Regions from separate parts of the Homo sapiens genome. Here region 2 is linked to region 1. A link is a loop called in an ENCODE intact Hi-C map of the cell type or tissue named here. Cell type or tissue: mammary epithelial cell. All regions are shown on one strand. Links, peaks and the distances in the headings refer to the core of each region. The heading gives the core; the rest is flanking DNA.

The links. Hi-C counts contacts between places; a loop is a spot of excess contacts. Peaks named below come from ENCODE experiments on the same cell type or tissue, not always from the same donor. Only the 100,000 strongest peaks of a DNase experiment are listed, where the experiment ranks them.
Region 2: a loop joins it to region 1, with 21 times the contacts of the local background. A loop is called at or near these places in 4 of 110 quality-filtered maps.

The regions. Positions count from the first base shown.
Region 1 is chr9:94,059,752-94,070,749 of GRCh38, forward strand. It overlaps a transcript of PTPDC1 not described here. Among named protein-coding and RNA genes, the nearest start is that of PTPDC1, 19 kb to the right of the region's middle. In mammary epithelial cell, for the core only: a CTCF peak has its summit at 5,879 (motif pointing right); a DNase peak (open chromatin) is centred at 5,920.
Region 2 is chr9:94,598,600-94,609,597 of GRCh38, forward strand. It overlaps FBP1 (fructose-bisphosphatase 1), which reads right to left. Exons shown (of 7, transcript NM_000507.4): 5 at 8,216-8,353; 6 at 6,858-6,977; 7 at 4,534-4,973. The coding sequence ends at 4,782. Among named protein-coding and RNA genes, the nearest start is that of FBP2, 10 kb to the left of the region's middle. RefSeq lists an enhancer at 9,446-9,947. In mammary epithelial cell, for the core only: a CTCF peak has its summit at 4,860 (motif pointing left); a DNase peak (open chromatin) is centred at 4,872.

The DNA of each region.
Region 1 (10,998 bases), core at 1,408-9,407:
AGACTTTTATTTTTCATTCTATACCATTTATTCACTTGAAACTTTCATATATGTTTAATTATCCCTAATGAATATCTTTTTTAGCATCAAAATATATGGACCAGCTTTATTCTTTGACTGTTGTTGTATCCTGATGTGTCTTGAGATTGCTGAAAATGCTAATGTGATAATAAGCCACATAAACTTTTCAGATAAGGAAGGTGACTGGTTTTGTTTTGATTTTTGATGATTGTTCCACATCTGGGGACTAGACTTCAGTTCTGGGCACTAGAATATTAATAACTATAGAGTATATATATAGAAAAGAGCATCCAAGCTGATGAGGAGATCTAGAAACATTACTTATGACAAAAGGTAAAGGGAACTGCTGATGTATCATCTGGGAAGCTATATATCAGAAGTGAGGGGAGCATGATCACTAGCTTTAGATATATGGAAGAAAGGGTGTATTGTTCTGTGTGAGCAGAAATAGGACCAGTGGGTAGAAATTACAGAGTGGTAATATTATAAAAAGCTTTCTGGCTACCAGAGCTGTGTAATGATGTCACTGTTACTGTTTAGACAAAGATATTGTGGAGAGTGTGCTCACATTTGGTTAGGATTCTCCGAGAGGAACTTCTGAGGTTCCTTACAACTTAAAGTTTCTGAAGGATTAGTTAGAAATAAGTCTTTAAAGTAGTCCATAATTGTAACCCAGAAGAGGACAATTAACTCAACATATACTTTTTAAATAGTCATTGTGTTAGTCTGTTCTCCCGTTGCTATAAAGGAATACCAGAGACTGAGTAATTTATAAAGAAAAGAGGTTTAATTGGCTCACAGTTCTGCAGGTGTACAGGAAGCATGGCAGCATCGGCTTCTGGGGAAGCCTCAGGGAGCTTTTACTCATAGCAGAAGGCAAAGCAAGAGCAGGCATCTTACATGACAGAAGCAGGAGGAAGGCAGGGGGAGGTGCTACACACTTTTAAACAGCTGAATCCCATGAGAACTCACTCACTATACACTACCAAAGGGGGATCATGCTAAACCATTCATGAGAACTCTGCCCCCACCCATGATCCAGTTACCTCCCACCAAGCCCCACCTTCAACATTGGGGATTACAATTCCACATGAGAGTTCGGTGGGGATGCAGATCCAAACCATACAATTCCACTTCTGGCCCCTCCAAATCTCATGTCCTTCTCACGTTGCAAAATACACTTATGCCTTTCCAACAGTACCCCCAAAGTCTTTACTCATTCCAGCACTAACTCAAAAGTCCAAAGTCTTATCAGAGACAAGGCTAGTACCTTCCACCTGTGAGCCTGTAAAATCAAAACCAGATTAGTTACTTCTAAGATACAATGGGGATATAGGCATGGGGTAAATACTCCCATTCCGAAAAGGAGAAATCAGCCAAAAGAAAGGGGCTACAAGCTCCATGCAAGTCTGAGACCCAGCAGGGCACTCATTCAACCTTAAAGCTCCAAAATACTCCATGGGAACACTGATGCAAAGGGTGGGCTCCCAAGGCCTTGGGCAGCTCGGCTCCTGTAGCTTTGCAGGGTTCATCTCTTAAGGCTGCTCTCATGGGCTGGCATTGAGTGCCTATGGCTTTTCCAGACACAGGGTGCAAGCTGCTGGAGACTTTGTCATTCCAGGGTCTGGAAGACAGTGGCCTTCTTCTCACAGCTGCACTAGGCAGTGCCCCAGTGGGGACTCTGTGTAGGGGGTCCAACCCCACATTTCCCCTCTGTGCTGCCCTGGTAGCAGTTCTCCATGAGGGCTCTGCCCCTGCAGCAGGCTTCGGCCTGGACATTCAGGTTTTTCCATATATCCTCTGAAATCTAGGTGGAGGTTCCCAAGCTTCAGCTCTTGCATTCTGTGCACCTGCAGGCTTAACACCACATGGGAGACACCAAGGCTTACGGCCTGCACCTTCTTAAGCAGTGTCCTCAACTGTACTTGGGCCCATTTTAGCTACAGCTGGAGCTGCTGGGGTGCAGGGAGCAGTGTCCTGGGGCTGCACAGGGCAGCAGGGCCCTGGGCATAGCCCACAGAACCATCCTTTCCTCCTAGGCCTCTGAGCCTGTGTTGGGAGGGGCTACCTGGAAGGTCTCTGAAATGCCTTCAAGGCGTTTTTCCCATTGTCTTGGCTATCAGCACTTGCCTTCCTTTTCGTTGTGCAAATTTCTGCAGCCTGCTTGAATTGCTCTCCTGTAAATGGACTTTTCTTTTCTACCACATGGCCAGGCTGCAAATTTTCCAAACTTCTATGCTCTGCTTCCCTTTTAAATATAAGTTTTAGTTTCAGGTCATGTCTTTGCTCATGCATATGAGCATAGGCTTTTAGAAGCAGCCGGGTGACTTCTTGAATGTTTTGCTGCTTAGAAATTTCTTCCACTAGATACCCTAAATTCTCTCTCAAGTTCAAAGTTCCACAGATACCTAGGGCAGGGGCACAATCCAGCCAAGCTCTTTGCCAAGGTTTAACAAAAGTGACTGTTGCTCCAGTTCCCAGTAAATTCCCCATTTCCATCTGAGACCTCCTCAGCCTGGCCTTCACTTTCCATATCACTATCAGCATTTTAGTTACAACCATTCAACAAGTCTCTAGGAAGTTCCAAATTTTCCCTCATCTTCCAGTCTTCTGACCCCTTCCCACTCTTCCAACCTCTGCCCATTACCCAGTTCCAAAGCTGCCTCCACATTTTCAAGTATCTTTATTAGTCCATTCTCGCATTGCTATAAAGAAATACATGAAACTGGGTAATTTCTAAAGAAAAGAGGTCTGATTGCCTCATGGTTCTGCAGGCTGTGCAGGAAGCATGGCAGCATCTGCTTTTGGGGAGGCCTCATGGTGGAAGGCAAAGTGGGAGCAGGAGCAGGAGGAAGGGCGGGGAGGTGCTACACACTTTTAAACAACCAGATATCATGAGAACTCTACCACAACATCAAGGAGATGATGCAAAACCATTCATGAAGGATCCATCCTTATGATCCAGTCATCTCCCACAGGCCCCACCTCCAACACTGGGGAACACAATTTGACATGAGATTTGGGTGGGGACACAGATCCAAACCATATTAGACATGTTTTCGGTAGGCTTTAGGATACAGAGATAAATAAGACGTGAATAGACTCAAGGAACTCAGTCTAATATGGTCCATTTCAGTTTGACAGTTGTGTCACGAGGGTACCTATATACTGGCTTTTCCATTCTCTAGAGACATAAAGGTGAACCAGTCATAACTCATCCTCATGACCCCATGGTCTACAGGGGAGACTGTCAGGTATACATGTTTCATTACATTATAGCTGAAGAGCAAAGAGTGAGGGCAGGGAAAGCTTCACAAAAAAAGTGATGACTGGTCCAAGTTTGTCACCAGCATGCTCTGTCACTCTCCATGCTGTATCATGTGGGACAAGGCAGGACCTTCTCTGGGACATGGTTCATAACTTCTTATATACAAAATAGCCAGGGCTAGCGTCCCAGCTGCTCCAAAATTCCATGATTCTAATATGGTGATAATTGTTTTTCTCATCAAAATGTTTTAAGAAAATAGTCCAAATTTTAAAATATGGTAAAAAATGTTTTATCTAAGTCTAATCTTAATGGATATCCTTTCAAATTAAGTTTTTGCTAATGAATTTCCTGGAACAACTTGTTCCATTAGTCCCTTTACTTAATGTCTTTATGTAACGTTCATTTGAAATACTATGCACATTATAAAATTTTGCATTAATTAGTATGATACCTGGTGTGTGACATTATTAATATTTCAGGAAGCATTCTTTTTAATTTCACTTTAGATCACCCCTGTGATTTTAATTCCTGTATTTCTTTTGAAGGGAAACAGCTTTATCAAATAGGATTTTAGATTTTAAATTTTGTACTTTTTTGAGCGTATAAAGATTGCTTTTAGAAGTAAAATTTTAGTGAACTTGAAATTCTCAAAGAATCACTGAGATTTGAGAAGTGACTTTTTTCTCAGAGGAATGATCCAGTGCACCAAAGAAAAATATTAATTAGGGCTGGATTTAATTACCATTGTAGATTTATTGGTACAAGAATTTCAACAAGTTTTTATTGCCTTTAAATAAAATTCATAGCCATTTAATAAGCTAATAAAAGTATAATATTTGACCTCCCAATAATAGATGTTCAAACCGTAAACATGGTTTTGCCAAGAAAATTATTAAAATCATTATTTAGAAAAAACGTTTGAATCGTGTTATTTTATCTTGTATCACAGTCAACTCCATAAACTTTTCTGGGTTATGTGCTTGCATTTTATGGAAATAGTTTTGTCATTTATAAAATTCCACAACTGAGTTTTGTTTTCATCAATATTTACATTGAGGTACACTTAGGAACTACAAAGTTGAATTACACAGTTGTTTATCTGGAAGCTCAAAAATGTTGAGATCATCTTTATTAGAATTTCTTTCATCCGCAGCTGTGTACTAATTGAAAAAACTGAACTGGAAGCTGAAAGATGGGATTAACTACCACCCTACTACTTAGTGTGTGTTAATCCTACTGACATGACTTCTACCCCTTTAAAATAGGGGATGATAGCTACTTCGTAGAGTTCTTTTTAGAAAAAAGTGACTTAATACTGGTGTCTGGCACATAGAAATAACTTAATAAGTATAATTTTTGGTTTTTTGACATCTAAGAAGATTTAATTAACTTTTCTCAATGGAAACTGTATCATTTGAGCAATACAATAATCTGTTAGCCATGAAATTTAGCATGTGTAATTAATGTAAAAATTATTGAGGTATTTTACATTGTATTTTTTGTGTTAAATTTTCAGCATCTTGTGTGTATTTTACACTTAACAGCACATCTCAACCTGACTAGCCATATTTCAAGTATCTGCCACTTGGCCAGTGACTGCAGCATTGGATAACAAAGGTCTAGCCATATTTTGGGTGATTAATAAATGACTGTCCCAAGGCAAACTTTCAAAAAATAATTTTTTTTCCAACAGACTACCATGGCTGCAGGAGTCTTGCCTCAGAATGAACAACCATATTCTACCTTGGTGAATAACAGCGAGTGTGTTGCAAACATGAAAGGTAATGTCTCTTTAATACACTTTTTGTCTCTCTGTGCAAGCTGGCATTTAATAAAAGTAGCTATATGAATGGACACAAAAGAAAAGGCTCTCTTCTTCATATTGGAATCCCAGGTTGCAAGTATTACTTACTGCCTTACCATCTTGGCCTGTTAGAATTCCTTTTCAAAATCCTGAATAATGGCCTTGGCCTTTTAAGAAGGAGTATTGCAAACAGTGTTTGTCTCCTGCATAATTATCATCAGCTGAGATTATGCATTTGTTCCTATCATCAAAGGCCTACTTATGAATCAAACTTTAATTTTGTTCTCCTTTCATTAGTTGTAAGTGCCACTTAGCACATCCAGAAGCACTCCAGCCCTACTTCTCCCAGTGTCTTTTCTCCCATGCCATTTTGCTTTTTATATGACACCCCAGGCAAGGACAAGTGTCGTGACTTGAACTCTTACTACCACATTTGCCCTTTACTCGTCCTGACCATCACAAGCTCTGAGCTGGGAGCCTCCCTGCTTCTGCTTTAGATATTGCTGGTCTTGCTACCACCACCGGCAGTTAGCCAAGGGAGATGTTAAGTAATTTCTCTTGGCAGTACCACTTGCAGTATTTTCTAACTGCCCCCTTGGGGCTTTGCCCACCTTCACTTTAGTCCTACTGTATGGAGAACTTTGAAGGATTTCTCCCCTAAGTATGGATTAGATGATAGGAAGAAGAGTAAAGGAGTAAGGGTCTAACTAAAGGTATTGAGTTCAACACTTGCTAGGAACAAGTCAGTTCTGTTGTGTTCTTGCTGGAATCTGACCACTCCACCAGGGGGCGTTCTCTCTCATCAAGAAAACCATTGTTTCCCACTTCTCATCTTGTCTAAACTCCGTATGCTTGTAGATACTCCTTCATCTGTCTTTGCTGTGTTTGGCCCTAGAGGCACTAATACTACTGGTAACTACCATTTGTGGACAGCTTCTAGGTGCCAGACTTAATGTGTTAGTTTCCCTGGTCTTAGAAAGAAGTACTGTCTAAAACAAACACAAGAATGATGTCTAGTGGCTGCTTCCCTTCTAGATGTCTAGTGGCTGCTTCCCTTCTAGAATAATGTTTCTTTCCCCCTGAGTAACTCTTCAGCCAACAAGTCTGAGTCAGACAAACCTTTTTCCCTTTTCTTTCTTCTGTTGTAAATGTTACCTCTTAGTTGGTGTTTCTCAATGGCAATTCTGTTGGCTTTGCGGGTGGGACAACTCTTTGTTGTGCTGGAGAGCTCTGAGCACCTAAGACATATAGCATCTCTGACCCCTACCACTAAATCCAGTAGCATCCCCAGGTTCCAGTGACAATGAAAAAACCCGGCATATTTCCAAATACCCCCAGGAAGGTTGTACCACCTGTATTGTGATCCACTAGGTATGCTGATTTTTACCTTTCCAAAAAACATTTTTTAATTAAAATTTTCCTCTTAGTATAAATGCAGCTAATTTTTAATTAGGAAAAAATCTAGACAAATAACATCTGCTTTATAGCTAATTTTATTAAAGCATATCTCATCTATAAAGATAGTTATACTTTATTATGTTTGTGGATGGGAAGTATTTTTTTAAATGTTATATAATGATTCATGGGAAAATTTAATTGGGGGGATACATAAAGTATTTATTTTTAAAGGAAAACAGAAAACTTATCAAGAAGTAGCTGTGGAGTGAGACAGAACTAGAGTTAAATCTTGATTCTACTACTTAAAAAAAATTTACTTTTTTTTTATTTTTTGAGATGGCGTCTCACTCTGTTGCCTAGGCTGGAGGGCAGTGATGCAATCTTGGCTCACTGCAGCCTCCGCCTCTCAGGTTCAAGAGATTCTCCTGTCTCAGCCTCCTGAGTAGCTGGGACCACAGGTGCATGCCACCACGCCCGGCTCATTTTTGTGTTTTTAGTAGAGATGGGGTTTCACCATGTTGGCCAGGCTGGTTTTGAACTCCTGACCTCAAATGACCCGCCTGCCTCAGCCTCCCAAACTGCTGCGATTACAGAAGTGAGCCACCATGCCCGGCCATAAAAAAATTAAAAAATAAAAAATAAAAAAACTTTTATTACAGAAAATTTCAAACACAAAAGTATACAGAATAAAATAAAGATCCCCATATTTGTATCATCCCCCATATATGCATCATCCCTCAAATATGTACCATAACCCAGCTTTAACAATCTCAGCCACTCACTTCTCTCACTCAGTTCCCTGCATCAGTATTACTTTGAAGCAAACTCAAGGCATCGCGTCATTTTGTTAAATAACCACATCATTGGCTGGGCGCGGTAGCTCACGCCTGTAATCTCAGCACTTTGGGACACTGAGGTGGGTGGATCATAAGATCAGGAGTTCGAGACCAGCCTGGCCAATATGGTGAAACCCCATCTCTACTAAAAATACAAAAAAATTAGCCGAGCATGGTGGCGTATGCCTGTAATCCCAGCTACTCGAGAGGCTGAGGCAGGAGAATTGCTTGAACCCGGGAGGTAGAGGTTGCAGGGAGCCAAGATCATGTCACTGCATTCCAGCCTGGGTGACAGAGTGAGACTCCATCTCAAAAAAAAAAAATAATAATAATAATAATAAACCACATTATTACTACCATACCTCAAATAATCAACATTATTTACTTGATATCATCAAATATCTAAACAGTGTTCAATTTTCTAATTGTCTTATAGATATACCATAGATATAATTATACATGTATATATTGTGTGTGTATAATTTGTTTGAATTGGGATCCAAAAAAAGTCAATACATTGTAATTGGTTGCTATTTAGCTTCAATCTCTTTTCTTTTTTGTCTCCCAGGCTGGAGTGCAGTGGCACCATCTCAGCTCCCTGTAACCTCTGCCTCCCAAGTTCAAGCGATTCTCATGTTTCAGCCTCCCGAGTAGCTGGGATTACAGGCATGCGCCACCATGCCTGGCTAATTTTTGTTTTCTTAGTAGAGACAGGGTTTAGCCATATTGGCCAGGCTGGTCTCAAACTCCTGGCCTCAGGTGATCCACCTACCACAGCCTCTGAAAGTGTTAGGATTACAGGCGTGAGCTACCGTGCCCGGCTTTCAATCTCTTTTAAACTTGGGCTTCCCTCTGTCTCTTTTTCCTTACAGTTTATTTGTTGGAGAAAACAGGTTTTTTTGCCTTGTGGAGTTTGCCACAACCTGTATTTTGCTGATAATATCGACATGATATTTTCTATAAATTGGTAGATAGATGTAGAGTCTAGTCAGATTTTTTTTAATTAACAAGACTGTTTCATGGGCAGTGCTATATTCCTCCCTCAGGATGCCCAGGCTGTATGATTGTCTTGCTTTTTGTGATGTTAATTTTTTTATTTTGAAATAATTTCAAACTTACAGTAAAGGTACAAGAAAAGCACACAAAAGAACTCCTACATTCTGTTCACTCAGAGACCCCCATTCAAGTTTTGTCAGCAGTCCCAATAATATCCTTTAATAGGAAAATGATTCTGGTAATGTTTTTTAAATCCCTTTCAAAGGCCCTAGTCACTCCTTTCTTGACCTTTATGACCTTAACATTTTTTAAGATTATAGACAATTTTTTTTTTGTAACATGTTCCTCAGTTTGGGTTTGTCTGCTGTTTCCTCATGATAAGACTGAGATTATGCATTTTTGGTAGAAGGGTCACAGATAACACAAGATGTCATTTTGCCCCGTCACTGGTTATGTTTAGTTTGATCACATCAGTAAAGTGGTGTCTGCCAAAGTTTATCCATTATAAATTATTCTTTCTCCCCTCATAGTTAATATTTTAAGGAGAGATGATTTCAGACTACGTAAATATCCTGTTCCACATCCAACTTTTACCTAGCAGTTTTAGCATCTATTGCTGTTTCTTGCCTGAATTAATTATTACTGTGATAGATAACTGGAGATTTTCTTCGCCTGCCCAACCCTCCGATAACTGGAGATTTTCTAATTTCATTATTCCTTCTGTTTTTATTAGTTAGCATTCTAGTGTAAGGAAGAATTTCCCATTATTTGTTCGATTATTTATTTATTTAGCGTGGATTCCTATTTTGTTCAGTGGATTGTAATCCTTTACTATGATTTATTTGGATGCTTCAGTTTCCCCATATTTGGACAGTAAGAACCCCATCAAGCTGTTTACAATGTCCATTTTACATGTCCCCACCATTCCTATATTCCTCACTCTCTGGCACAGCAAGATCTTCCAGCTCATTTTATTCTCTTCTTGCCCTGGCCCAGAAATCAGCCATTTCTTCAAGGAGCCTTGGTTCTTTTTAGTAGGAAATATAACCAAGATCTGGTATGCTCACTACTACTGGTATATCATGATTCCCAACCCCTTTTAGGGGACAAAGCTGGGAAATATGTGTTCATACATATACATATGTACCTGTCCATTTTTACGGGTACAGTCATCCCTCCTTGTACACAGGGGATTGGTTCCAGGACCCTCCCACCCCCGGTATACCAAATCCATGCATACTCAAGTCTCACAGTCTCCTCTGTGGTACCCACCCATACTAAAGGGTTTTGCATCTTGCATATACTGTATTTTCAGTACCTTTTGGTTGATAAAAATCTGCATATAAGTGGACCAGCTCAGTTAAAACCTCAAGAGTCAACTGTATATTTATTTCTGTTTCTGTCTATATATATTGAAAACCACAAGTTCACTTTGGTACTTCCAATTCTTTTTTTTTTTTTTTTTGGACAGAGTCTCGCTCTGTTTCCCAGGCTGGAGTGCAGTGGTGCAATCTCTGCTCACTGTAACCTCCGCCTCCTCTGTTTAAGCAATTCTCCTGCCTCAGCCTCCCAAGTAGCTTGGATTACAGGCACCCGCCACTGCGCCCAGCTAATTTTTTTAGTAGAGACGGGGTTTCACCATGTTGGCCAGGCTGGTCTTGAACTCCTGACCTCAAGTAATCTGCCTGCTTCAACCTCCCAAAGTGCTGGGATTATAGGCGTGAGCCACCATGCCCAGCCAATACTTTCTTTTTTTTTTTTTTTTTTTGAGACGGAGTCTCGCTCTGTCGCCCAGGCTGGAGTGCAGTGGCACAGTCTTGGCTCATTGCAACCTCCGCCTCCCGGGTTCACGCCATTCTCCTGCCTCAGCCTCCCGAGTAGCTGGGACTACAGGCGCCCGCCACCACGCCCGGCTAATTTTTTGTATTTCTAGTAGAGATGGGGTTTCACCGGTTAGCCAGGATGGTCTGGATCTCCTGACCTCGTGATCCGCCCGCCTCTGCCTCCCAAAGTGCTGGGATTACAGGCATGAGCCACCACGCCTGGCCAATACTTTCAATTCTAATCCATTATTACACCATCTTTATAGCTGTTCCCATTTATAATTATGTAAGAATGAGAAACCTGGCTCTTATTATCCCCAGTATGTTTGCTTATTTACTCAGCCGTACTTTTCCTAACCAGTCTCTCAACCCTGCCAGGCCATCACCCAACTCGGCTGTATTTTCCACACAGGGCCCGTACCCTGCCAGGCCCCACAGCATATGCCATGCACCCTACTATTTGCCTGCCTTGTGTTGCCCTGACCTTTGCTGGATGACCCTTGCTTAGGCTTTATGTATGGCTCTTTCTCTTTGATTATATATACATTTTTAATTAAAATATTGAGATAATTGTACATTCACATGCAAATATAAGAAATAATACAGAGGAATCATATTTACCCTTTATCCAGTTTCCACCAATAGTAGCAGCTTGAAAAACTATTGTGTAATAATAATATCACAGCCAGGATATTGACATTGTTTTGGTCAAAATACAGAACAGTTCCATCAACACAGGATCCCTCCTACTTCCTTTATAGTTAAACCCACCTACACTCCTAACTCTGGCCTGTGGCAACCACTATCTGTTCCCCAGTTCTATAATTTTGTCATCGCAAAAATGTTATGTAT
Region 2 (10,998 bases), core at 1,790-9,789, 540 kb after region 1:
ATTTTTAGTAGAGACGGGGTTTCACCGTATTAGCCAGGATGGTCTCAATCTCCTGACCTCGTGATCCGCCCGCCTCGGCCTCCCAAAGTGCTGGGATTAAAGGCATGAGCCACTGCGCCCGGCCACAATGGAATACTATTAACAACACAAACACTAGTGTCACGTGTGGCACTTAGGCGAGTCTCAGAGGCATTGTGCTGAGTGACAGCAGTGGTCTCCAGCGAGTATCTACAGTCTCATTCCATTTGTAGGGGACTCTCCAGAATGCAAACCTGTGGGGACAGATAACTCTCATGGCTGCCAGGGGTAGGGGTGTGGGGAGGGGACAGGGCAATGGGGGTTTGCATGATAGAACAGTTCTAGACCCCAATTATAGTCATAATCCCAATTTCAAATTTTGCAAACTGAAATTCTGTACCCATTAAACAAGAACTCCCCATTCCCCCTCCCAACACCTAGTCCCTGGCACCCGCCATTCTGCTGTCTCTATGAATTTGGCTACACTGGGTCCCTCATAGACCATACAGTATCTGTCCTGCTGCGACTGGCTTATTTCACTCAGCACAATGTCCTCACCATCCCCGCATGCTGTGGCATGGGTCAGAGTTCCCTCCTCTCTGAGGCTCAACAGCATTCCCTGGTATGGACACGCCACAGTCTGTTCACCCATTCATCCTCTATGGCCGCTTGGGTTGCCTCCACCTCTGGGCTAGTGTGAGTAATGCTGCCATGAGCACAGCGTGCAAACATCTGTTCAAGGCCCTGCTTTTGATTCTCTCGGGGATGTGCCCAGAGGTGGACCTGCAGGATCATATGGTAATTGTCTGTCTAATTTCTGGAGGAACTGCTGCACCATTTTCCACAGCGGCTGCACCATTTCACACTCCCCAGCAGTGAGCAAGAGTCCCAGGGTCTCCACCTTATTGCCAGCACTTGTTATTTTCTGTTTGTTTGTTTTTACAGTAACCATCCCAATGGGTGTGAGGTGGTATCTCACTGTGGCTTAGAGTAGTTGCATCTTCCTAATGATTAGTGATGTTGAGCAGGTGCTTATTAGCCACTCCTGTAATTATTTTTATTATGCTTTTTGTTTGTTTTGTTTTTTGAGACAGAGTCTCGCTGTGTTGCCCAGACTGGAGTGCCGTGGCACGATCTCGGCTCACTGCAACCTCCATCTTCCAGGTTCAAGTGATTCTCCCATCTCAGCTCACGAGTAGCTGGGACTACAGGCACGCACCACCATGCCTGGCTACCTTTTGTATTTTTAGTAGAGATGGGGTTTCATGATATTGGGCAGGCTGGTCTCAAACTCCTGACCTCAGGTGATAAGCCTGTCTTGGCCTCCCAAAGTGCTGGGATTATAGGCGTGAGCCACTGCGCTCGGCTTATTATGTTTTATTAACATATCTGTTCACAACAGATTGGAAGTGAAACAAACAAGCCAGTGTTATGAGCAGATCTCTGGAGAGGCGCCGGTTGTCCGGCACTGTGGGTGTCAAGGATGAGCAGAAGCCTGGATAATTTGGGGATCAGGAGGGAGGGGGATTGGCCAGTGCCATGTATAAGTCAGCTCCCCCCGTAAAGGGATCCAAGGGAGGGCCTGCTATTTCTGCCACCCTCCAGCCCAGGCTGGCACCTGTGCAGCTGTCATGCCCCTTTCAGCTACATTTAAATGTTGGAAGTTCGAGTTACCTACATGATCTGAAATTGCAGCTGGTGACCTTTCAGCAAATGCCAAAGTTCTTTCAGGGCACACAACAGCGTGGACACACGGGGCATCTGGAAGGCCCAGAGGAAGGGGGGGGCAGCGTCCAGCTCACGCTTTTTTCAGCGCCACTGATGCATTGGTGATCACAGAGCTATTTATGGGCTTGCTGTGCTTGGTGAAAGGCCCTCACAGGCCTGGGCGGAAGTAGTAAGGACAAACAGAGTCTCTGAACAGTAAGGCAGTCTTAGGGCAGTTCATAGGGCGGGGCCCCCACCTGAAGTCTAGGATCTGGACTGTGACTCTACAGTACTAGCTGAGAGCATATTCTCTGTTAGCAAAACTCTGTTAGAATGCCTTCCATGCCCCGTCTCCAGTGATCTCAACAAACGCTCTTTCATGAAACCTCAGCATTTCTGCTTCCAGCACGGCAGACCCTTTAGGGTATCTGCTCAGCCCACGATCCCCATCTAAGAGAGAGGCGTGCCCTGCCCATAAAAAGAAAACCCAAGGCCACGTTTGTCTTATATGACCCGGGTCTATGGCTGCAGCTAACTGGACACAAGCTAAGACGTCAGGTTTTTTTCTCCGGGGAACTTGGTGTGAGACATGGAGACACAGTGGATTGGCTGACAATGCCAGGACGGACTAAGGGTGTGTCCTCGGGGTTAGGAAAGCAGTGGGTGCTAGGTTTCATGAGAGTCCCCTGAAGCTTTCCAACAAATTGCCTTTCTGCTTTAGCAGAATAAATGGGTTTCTGTTACCTACGATGAAAATGGCCTTGACTACAATAGATATTACAATTAACATTTTGCAAATGAAGAAAGGGAGACTCAGAGAGGTTAAAAATATTGCCAAGCTTGGTCTAGTTTAGTCAGGATAGCGTATGTTATCGTGCAGCAACAAATAAACCTGAAATCCCCACGGCTTAGCACAGCAAAGGTTTGTCTCTCCTTCTGGTCCCAGGCTGACATCGACATGGCGGTGGCTTAGGCCTCCAGGCTCCTGCCATGTCATGAACCTGTACAAAAATGCATGGCTTCAGAGGAGGACCCATCCTAATGTAGGTAATCTAGGCTCATCTCATCTTAATCCTTACTTTAATTAGATCTGCAAAGACCCTCATTCTTTTTTCTTTTTTTTTTTTTTTTTTTGAGACGAGTCTCGCTCTGTCGCCCAGGCTGCAGTGCAGTGGTGTGATCTCGGCTCACTGCAAGCTCTGCCTCCCGGGTTCATGCCATTCTCCTGCCTCAGCCTCCTGAGTAGCTGGGACTACAGGCGCCCGCCACCACGCCCAACTATTTTTTGTATTTTTAGTAGAGACGGGGTTTCACTGTGTTAGCCAGGATGGTCTTGATCTCCTGACCTTGTGATCCGCCCGCCCGCCTTGGCCTCCCAAAGTGCTGGGATTACAGGTGTGAGCCACTGCACCCTGATATATATATGGAAAAGGCTCCCAGACCATATTTCTCTCCCTTCATGCTTTGAGAACCAGATGCCAGCTGAGTTACAAGAAGTTTAAAACTCAAGAGGTGCTTTGTGCGTCAGGGGACTTTCCCAGAGGGCAGCCCCAGCTGGAGTGGAGAAATATTGGCTTTGGGTCTGTCTGGTCAGTGGGCAGAAGCAGATCCAATGCTCAAGATCAATTTCCTGCTGGGAAAATGTGAAATGAATGGGGAGTGTTTGGAGGGGAAGAAGCAGGATTCACATACACACATGTTTTCAGTTCCCAAGTGGAATCATATGGATAGATCCATTTTATATCTAGAGCTCAAGGAGGGCCACAGGTGTTACTTAGTGCCTGACAGAGCTTGCCACGATCTTGGACTCTGGTCCAGTAAGACCAGGGTTAGCGGAGGGAGAAACTGTTTCTATAGAGAGTTTAGTGAGAAGCCTGCTTGCTTGCAACAAATTGCATTTCCTTAAACCCTGTTCTTGTAGTGAATCCTTTTTCTTATGGTAACTAGACTGTAGGAACTATTAGCCTTTGTGAGTTAAGTGCCGTGCTTTTATAGAAAAATCACCACTGGGTGGCTGGGCGCAGTGGCTCACACCTGTAATCCCAGCACTTTGGGAGGCTGAGGCAGGCAGATCATGAGGTCAGGAGTTTGAGACCAGCCTGGCCAATATGGTGAAACCCCGTCTCTACTAAAAATACAAAAATTAGCTGGGTGTGGTGATGGGTGCCTGTTATCCCAGCTACTCGGGAGGCTGAGGCAGGAGAATCGCTTGAACCCAGGAGGCAGAGGTTGCAGTGAGCCGAGATTGCGCCACTGCACTCCAGCCTGGGAGACAGAGTAAGACTCCGCGTCAAAAAAAAAAAAAAAAAAAAAGAAAGAAAGAAAGAAAGAAAAAGAAAAATCACCACTGGGTAAACAGTAAACTTTCACTTGGGATTCAGATGGTTACATCCATGTTTGGGAGGCCAGAGGGTCACATGCAGGTACCACCACTAAGCCATTAGCTCCCCCATTTCTAGGAGGGCGTGAGTCGCCATGTTCAGGCTGCATGGTTCCTCAGCTGCAATCCTGAACAAGGCTGGGGAATGATGGGCCAGGCCTGAACGGGACGACATGAAGGAGAAGCCGTATGCTGGCTCACAGTGGCCAGGCTGCCTGCATTCAGGTCCCCACTCTGCCACTCATTGGCTGGAAGCCTTGAGCCAATTACTTCACCTCTCCTCGTCCATTTTGTCATCTATAAAATGGATTATTCAGAGTATCTGATTCATTGGGTTATTGTGAAGATTAAATGAGTTATCTAATGTTATATGCATCAGCAGTTATTATTGTCATCATCATTATTATTTGACACAAAGCAAGGGAGACTTTTTTTTAAGGAGGAATAAGTTTATTTCTCCTCCATCCACTCAAAATATATCTTAACACCAGTGGCATTATGGAGACAGCATTTGGTTAGGGAGTGCCAAGCATTCTACAGCATTTGATGGTGGAAATAGTCATGCTTTTTATTTCTGCTCTCTAGGAATGTAAGGTGCACAGCAGGTCAGGGTACTGCTGTGTGAGACAAAAGGTCCAGGTAGAGGCAATTCTCCGGATGCAGGCAGGGCAGGTGCTCACTGGGCAGAGTGCTTCTCATACACCTTCAGGAACTCGAGCACGTCGTCGGGGGATCCCAAGATCACCGGCGCCCTCTGGTGAATGTCTGTGGGAATGACGTCTAACACGGCCTCCTTCCCAGTGGTGGCCATTCCCCCAGCCTTCTCCATGACGTAGGCCATGGGGTTGCATTCGTACAGCAGTCTCAGCTGGAAAACAAGACCGGGTAGCGGCCTCCTTGTATCAGAAGGTATTGCGTAAAAAAGAGACTTTTCTGCAGCAAAACATGCAGAGCTGGTGGGAGTTTCCAAGGGAACGAATACTGTATTTTTCCTTCCTGTGAGGCTGTAAAAGTTTCCTCCCACCCCAGGTTGCATCTGAGACAAAACAGTTAACCATTTGGTTAAATTCAACCATTCATCAAGCCAGTGCCAGCAATAGATTACCTGATGCAAATGTGAGACAGACCACCTGCATACTGGACAGAATGACATTTTGGCAGAAGCGATCATTGCCTTCTCTTTATACCATGGAAACTGGACTTAATGAGTGATTCTGTGTGTGTTGGATGGAGCTTCGCCTATTCTAAAAGCAATAAAAAAAATCCATGGTGGTGTCTGGCTACAGACATCTGGAAAGCAGACCGGCTCCTCCAAACAGTGTGATATTGTTTGCAACTCTGTGTGCATTCCTTTTACGATTCTCCGAAGGCTTTTGGGTTGGAATTCAGTGTATTATACGTCTTGGCATTCACCTTTAAATATTAACTTTTTTATTGTATGCCTTTTCATGCAGTCTGCCTACTGAGCGACAGCTTTCTGCAGGTGTTTCCTGAGTCTATTTCCACATAGGTGTCATGGCTAGTTTTGAAAAACCAAAAAAAAAAAGAAGGAGCCTCAATATTTGTGTTCAGGAACAATTTCGGGGGACTTTAGAGAAAAGTGCTGGAAAGCAGGCTAACCACACAGGTTGATATGCCCGAGGCAGCTACAGCTGGATGATGGTTTCAGTAAATAGAAATGCCTTCATTCTGGATGCCACATGCTGCAAACAGACCCAAATACATCCAAACACATAGGTTTTGTGTTTAAGGGAACTGTTGTTCCTGTTCTCCTCTTGCATTAAAAAAAAAAAAGGCAGCCACGCGTGGTGGCTCATGCCTGTAATCCCAGCACTTTGGGAGGCTGTGGCGGGTGGATCACTTGAGGTCAGAAGTTCAGGACCAGCCTGGTCAACAAGGTGAAACCCCGTCTCTACTAAAAATATAAAAATTAGTCGGGCGTGGTGGCGGGCACCTGTAATCCCAGCTACTCAGAATGCTGAGGCAGGAGAATCACTTGAACCCAGGAGGCAGAGGCTGCAGTGAGCTGAGATCGCGCCACTGCACTCCAGCCTGGGCGACGAGTAAGACTCTGCCTAAAAAGCCATCTGTCCACTGGGAAAACATAAGAAGGACACAATACTTGGGAAGGAAGCACACTGTCACCCTGGCAGAAGGAAAGCAGGGCAGCTCTGAGCGAGCGTGAGGGAGCACAGCCACCCTGCAGCCTGCTGGGAACACCATGGGCTTGGACTAGTGAGTCGGTGGTGACGGCTCACCTGAAAGCTCTAGGTTTCCCCAGAGATTCTTTCCTCCCCTAAAAGGTATCGTTTTCCAAGTAGTGGATGTTGACTCACTAGTTACCTCTGTTTTACACCTTTTGAAAGCAATCAAAGAAGACTTCTACTGAGGATACACATTTGATTCGCTGCCTTGGAAGTGAGGCTGGGTTGTTTCATTTCACTTTATGAATGGAATTCATTTTGCCCCAGCCAAGCCCTGTATCCACTGGAAGCCCTAAGGACTTTCAGTCCTCGTCCTGACCGTTCATTCTCTTTTGCCATAGCACTGGAAGGGCTCTCAAGAGACTATTTTTATCTTTAGTTGATATCGTCTGGCTTTACCTTTAATCCACAAAAGAATATGCTACAGACACACGTAGCAACCTAGCATGGAGCGTAATAGCTAGCAAAACCTTTCTTCTTCCTAAACTAAATCGCGTGGGCTGCAAGTGAAATCTGCTCCTCACTCCCTCTCCAGGGGACACCCTTACCTTTCCATTGGGGCTCTTCTTGTTAGCGGGGTACAGAAATATCCCTCCGTAGACCAGAGTGCGATGAACATCAGCCACCATGGAGCCCACATACCGGGCCCCATAAGGAGCTGAATTATCCTGCAAGTTAAGACCAGCAAGAATTAGGATTGCAGAAAATAAGAAAGAGAGTTTTCTTGGTGTCTCCTAAGTTTCTTTGATTCCACATCCATTCACCGAGCACCTACAAGGTATGTATTTGGGGCTGTGCTAAAAAATGTGATGAGAATCCTGTTCCCAATAAATAGAAAATGGAAAAATGGAGACAGCCTCTCATCATCTCACAATAGGTCAGATTGCCCACAGAAGCCCCAACGAGGGTATGGTTGATTCTGGTTATGGGGCTGAGGCAGGCATTACAGAAACTGTACCATTTAGTAACACCTTAAAGGCTGAGAAAGTTTGTTACCAAGCTAAGGAACCGGGCAGGGGTGGGAGGCAGTGTGTAATTTACAGGAGAGGAAACTGCACAAGTGTCTGCTTAGCAATGTGGAGAGGGATATGGTCCTGGAGGAGGAGCCTGTGGGACTCGGGTGTGCGTGTGCGGAGCTTGGGGGCAGGAGGGGAATCCAGGATAAGGTGAAAGGAGAGATGAGTAAGCTGGAGAGAAAGCCTGGGGCAGATCTGAGGCCTCCTTGAACGTCCTGCAAACATTTGAGCTTCATCTCTAGCAAACAGCAGCCATCGATGGCTTTTAAACAAAGAAAGGACAAAATCAGATATTCCATATAGAGCAAGCTCCACACAGCCATTTCTTCTCTTCATATTCACTAGCTTGTAACCTCTTTAGGGAGATGTCACGATGGGCACTCTCGGTCTCGAGATAACTGATAGATGCACCTCAGGCAGGCCTAGCAAGGGGCAGACACCACTTGACGGGCATTTGAGTGGGGGAACCACATTTCATCCCATCTGGGACCATGGACCCCAGAAGGGAAGATGTTTTACTGCCATGAATTCATTCATTTGTTTAACTTTATTATCCTAATTTTCTTCTGCCAAGAGAAAGTAGCAAAGGCTGACATGGAGACTGATTTTTGATGTCTCAGGGTGAGAATTCCAGTCTCCAGTACTGAGGTGAGAACTTCATCGTGGGCTCAGTGTAGACGGAAGCCCAATCCACTCCATCCCTGCTTCCTTTCACCTTTAGGGTAAGTCATCAACCAATAGATTTCCACACTGCTCAGGAGCCCCACATGAGGCCCAAGGCCCTCGATCCCAAGGATCCCTTTCATCTCCGGGGGATGCCCCTGCCTCCAGAACGGCCTCTGGTGCCAGATGCCCAGAACCTGCACCACCCTCCCCGGGCCCTCACTTACTGGGGGGAACTTCTTCCTCTGGATGTACTCAGTGACGGCAGGGTCAAAGTCCCTGGCGTAGCCCTCGTTAAGGCTGTAGATTTTACCTTTCTTTTTTATCTTCACATCCTTGTCCACCAAAATGAACTCCCCGATGGCCTTTTTAGACAAGGAAGGAAAGGTGGAGAGATGACGAGCGCACTGGGTCCCCCAGGCCTGGATGAGGCGAGCGATGGGCTGGGCTACGCTGGGCTGGGGTCGCGGCGCACGGGCACCACTCATCTTGGGGCCCCGAGACACCTGCCAGGCTCTCTGGGAACTGTGAATGGGGTGAGGGGAAGCAAGACAATGCTGCAGAAGCCATCAGGGTGATAACAGACACTTTCGACTTTGTTTGCATATGATTTCAGTCAAACAAGAAAGAAACCACACAAAAATAGGGAGAGCAGACTTGTGAAACAACTGCTAAGCCTGCAAGAGAGTAAGAACCGTGTGTCCAAAGCAATATAAGATGTGTATGCCTTTACCAAACAGAAAAAAGGGTTGGTTCAGGCGGGAGGTGGGCTCTCAGGAGAGACGGGCCACCGCAGGATCAGTCCCTGAGTTACACCCAAGTGCTCAGCGCTGTTCTCGGCTTTACATTTCTACCTTGATGGGAGTTCTCCTTTCTGGGCGTTCTTATAGAACAAAGTAGAACCCTGAGTTTTGAGTCTGGCGTACGTAACTTCCGATGGCCTTTGCTCGCTGGCGTGTGAAGTTTTTCTCAGACTGCCTCTTCCCACATAGCCCAGGGTTAAGCTTATGCCTTTAAGCTTTAGGCTCTTCAAAGGAGATTTGAATTTGGGGGAAAAGTGTTGCAGAAGTCCTATTGCTCCGGATTGAGGATTGTTATGGGTTCCTGTGTGTTTTTGGCAAGAGGGTGATCGAGGCTCTGCCCATTTAGGAGGGGCTTGACGTTGACACAAGAGTTGAAAAGAAAAAAGGCCCACCGACACCTCTCTACCTAGCCATTTATTCCACAGCAGAAATTGGTTCCTACCCATATGGAATACGTTGAAACCAGACAGACAGGGAGAAAGGGAGGGGAGAATTCACAGTGGCCATTGAAAGGTGTCACTGGAAGTGATTCTTCTTTCTTACTTTTATGCCTTTTTTAATATTTTCAAAATTTTTGACCACAAGTATACCGGAATATTCTTTTATCGTTGGTAGAAAAATAAATAAATAAATGTCTTTCAAAAAACTATATAGAAAAGAAAGCCATCTCACAACAGTTGCTGGGTGCAGAGCGCAGGGCCCAGCCAGACTGTCCATGGTGCAAAGGAGGAAAGTCTGTGTACAGAGACAAAACATAAAAGCTCCCAGAAAGTTGAAGCCGCTGGAAACCCGAGTACAGCTGTAGCAGTGTTTTCAGCAGAAACCGTCAGCCTGGCTTTGCAGCAAGCGCAAACAAAGAGGAAGCACTTAGCACCTCCCTGGCGGGAGGCTCAGCCCCGTCAGGCACCGCAGACAGAAGGGCTGGAATCAAATCCCAGCAGCCCTGCATTGCGCTTCCAAACATTCAGGACTGAGGAGGGCAAAAGACTATCAAACACACAGAAGCTTCCCTACAGGGATGCTCCCCTGCAATCTGGAAACAAGAAGGGATTGAATGTTTTCTCTGCTTCCACCAACTCAAAGGTAACAAGAGAAGGCACCAGAAGAATGGGAAGCAGTCAGGGCCCGGCAAATCACAGTCAGCAAACATCAGTGGTGCCCGAAATTCCATCCTGGGCTCAGGTGGAACTTTGCTCTGGTTCTGCCACTAACTCCCCCACCCCACCCCTACCCAGGTCACCACATTTGGCGACTTTAACTAGTGCTATTACCCTACCCTTGTTTATTTGTTAAGTGCCCATGCTTCCAAGGAGGTGAAAGTCCACTTCCCTGACAGCCTGGGACAAAGGCAGCCTGTGTTGAGTTAGCCTTCCTGCCACACACAGACCCGGCCTCACCTCCAGCAGCCTATCTCGCACAGAAGGTTCCTGTTCCTTGTCTGTTCCTGGGGTTCAGTTTGCCAGCAAAAAGCACTTTACACATAGTTCACTAATGTCATAGGAGGACATCTCTAAAAGTTAAAAAAGTTGGCCAGGCATGGTGGCTCATGCCTGTAATCCCAGCACTTTGGGAGGCTGAGGCGGGCAGATCACCTGAGGTTAGGAGTTCGCGACCAGCCTGACCAACATGGCGAAACCCCGTCTCTACTAAAAATACAAGTGTGGTGGCAGGCGCCTGTAGTCCCAGCTACTCAGGAGCTGAGGCAGGAGAATCGCTCGAACCCAGGAGGCAGAACTTGCAGTGAGCCGAGATCACGCCACTGCACTCCAGCCTGGGAGACAGGGCAAGACTACATCTCAGAAAAAAAAAAAAAAAAGAAAGAAAGACTGCACCAGTTAACTGAAGGTTTGTGTAAATGTACACGAATAAATGTGGGAGCTATTTTTGAAGAAGCAATGTCGTCCACTGCTTCAGTTGGCACACCCATTCGTCTCAGGAAAACAGCCTTTTGGTGACTAAAGTAGAAAAGCTAGAAATGGATGGATACAGTTTATGGCAAACAGAATATCTACAGCCCCATCAGGTCCATAAATGCATTTTAGTTGGCCAACATAGTGTTGCACACATGCAGAAACATTATGTTTTTTACAATCCAGTGTTTCTTGAACCATTAATAGAAGCCTTGGCAAGGCGGGCCCCCTCCTCCCAATTGTAATTGCTGGAACTCTTCAGTTCACCCCAGTTCCACCCTTGCCCCCCGGCCTTCC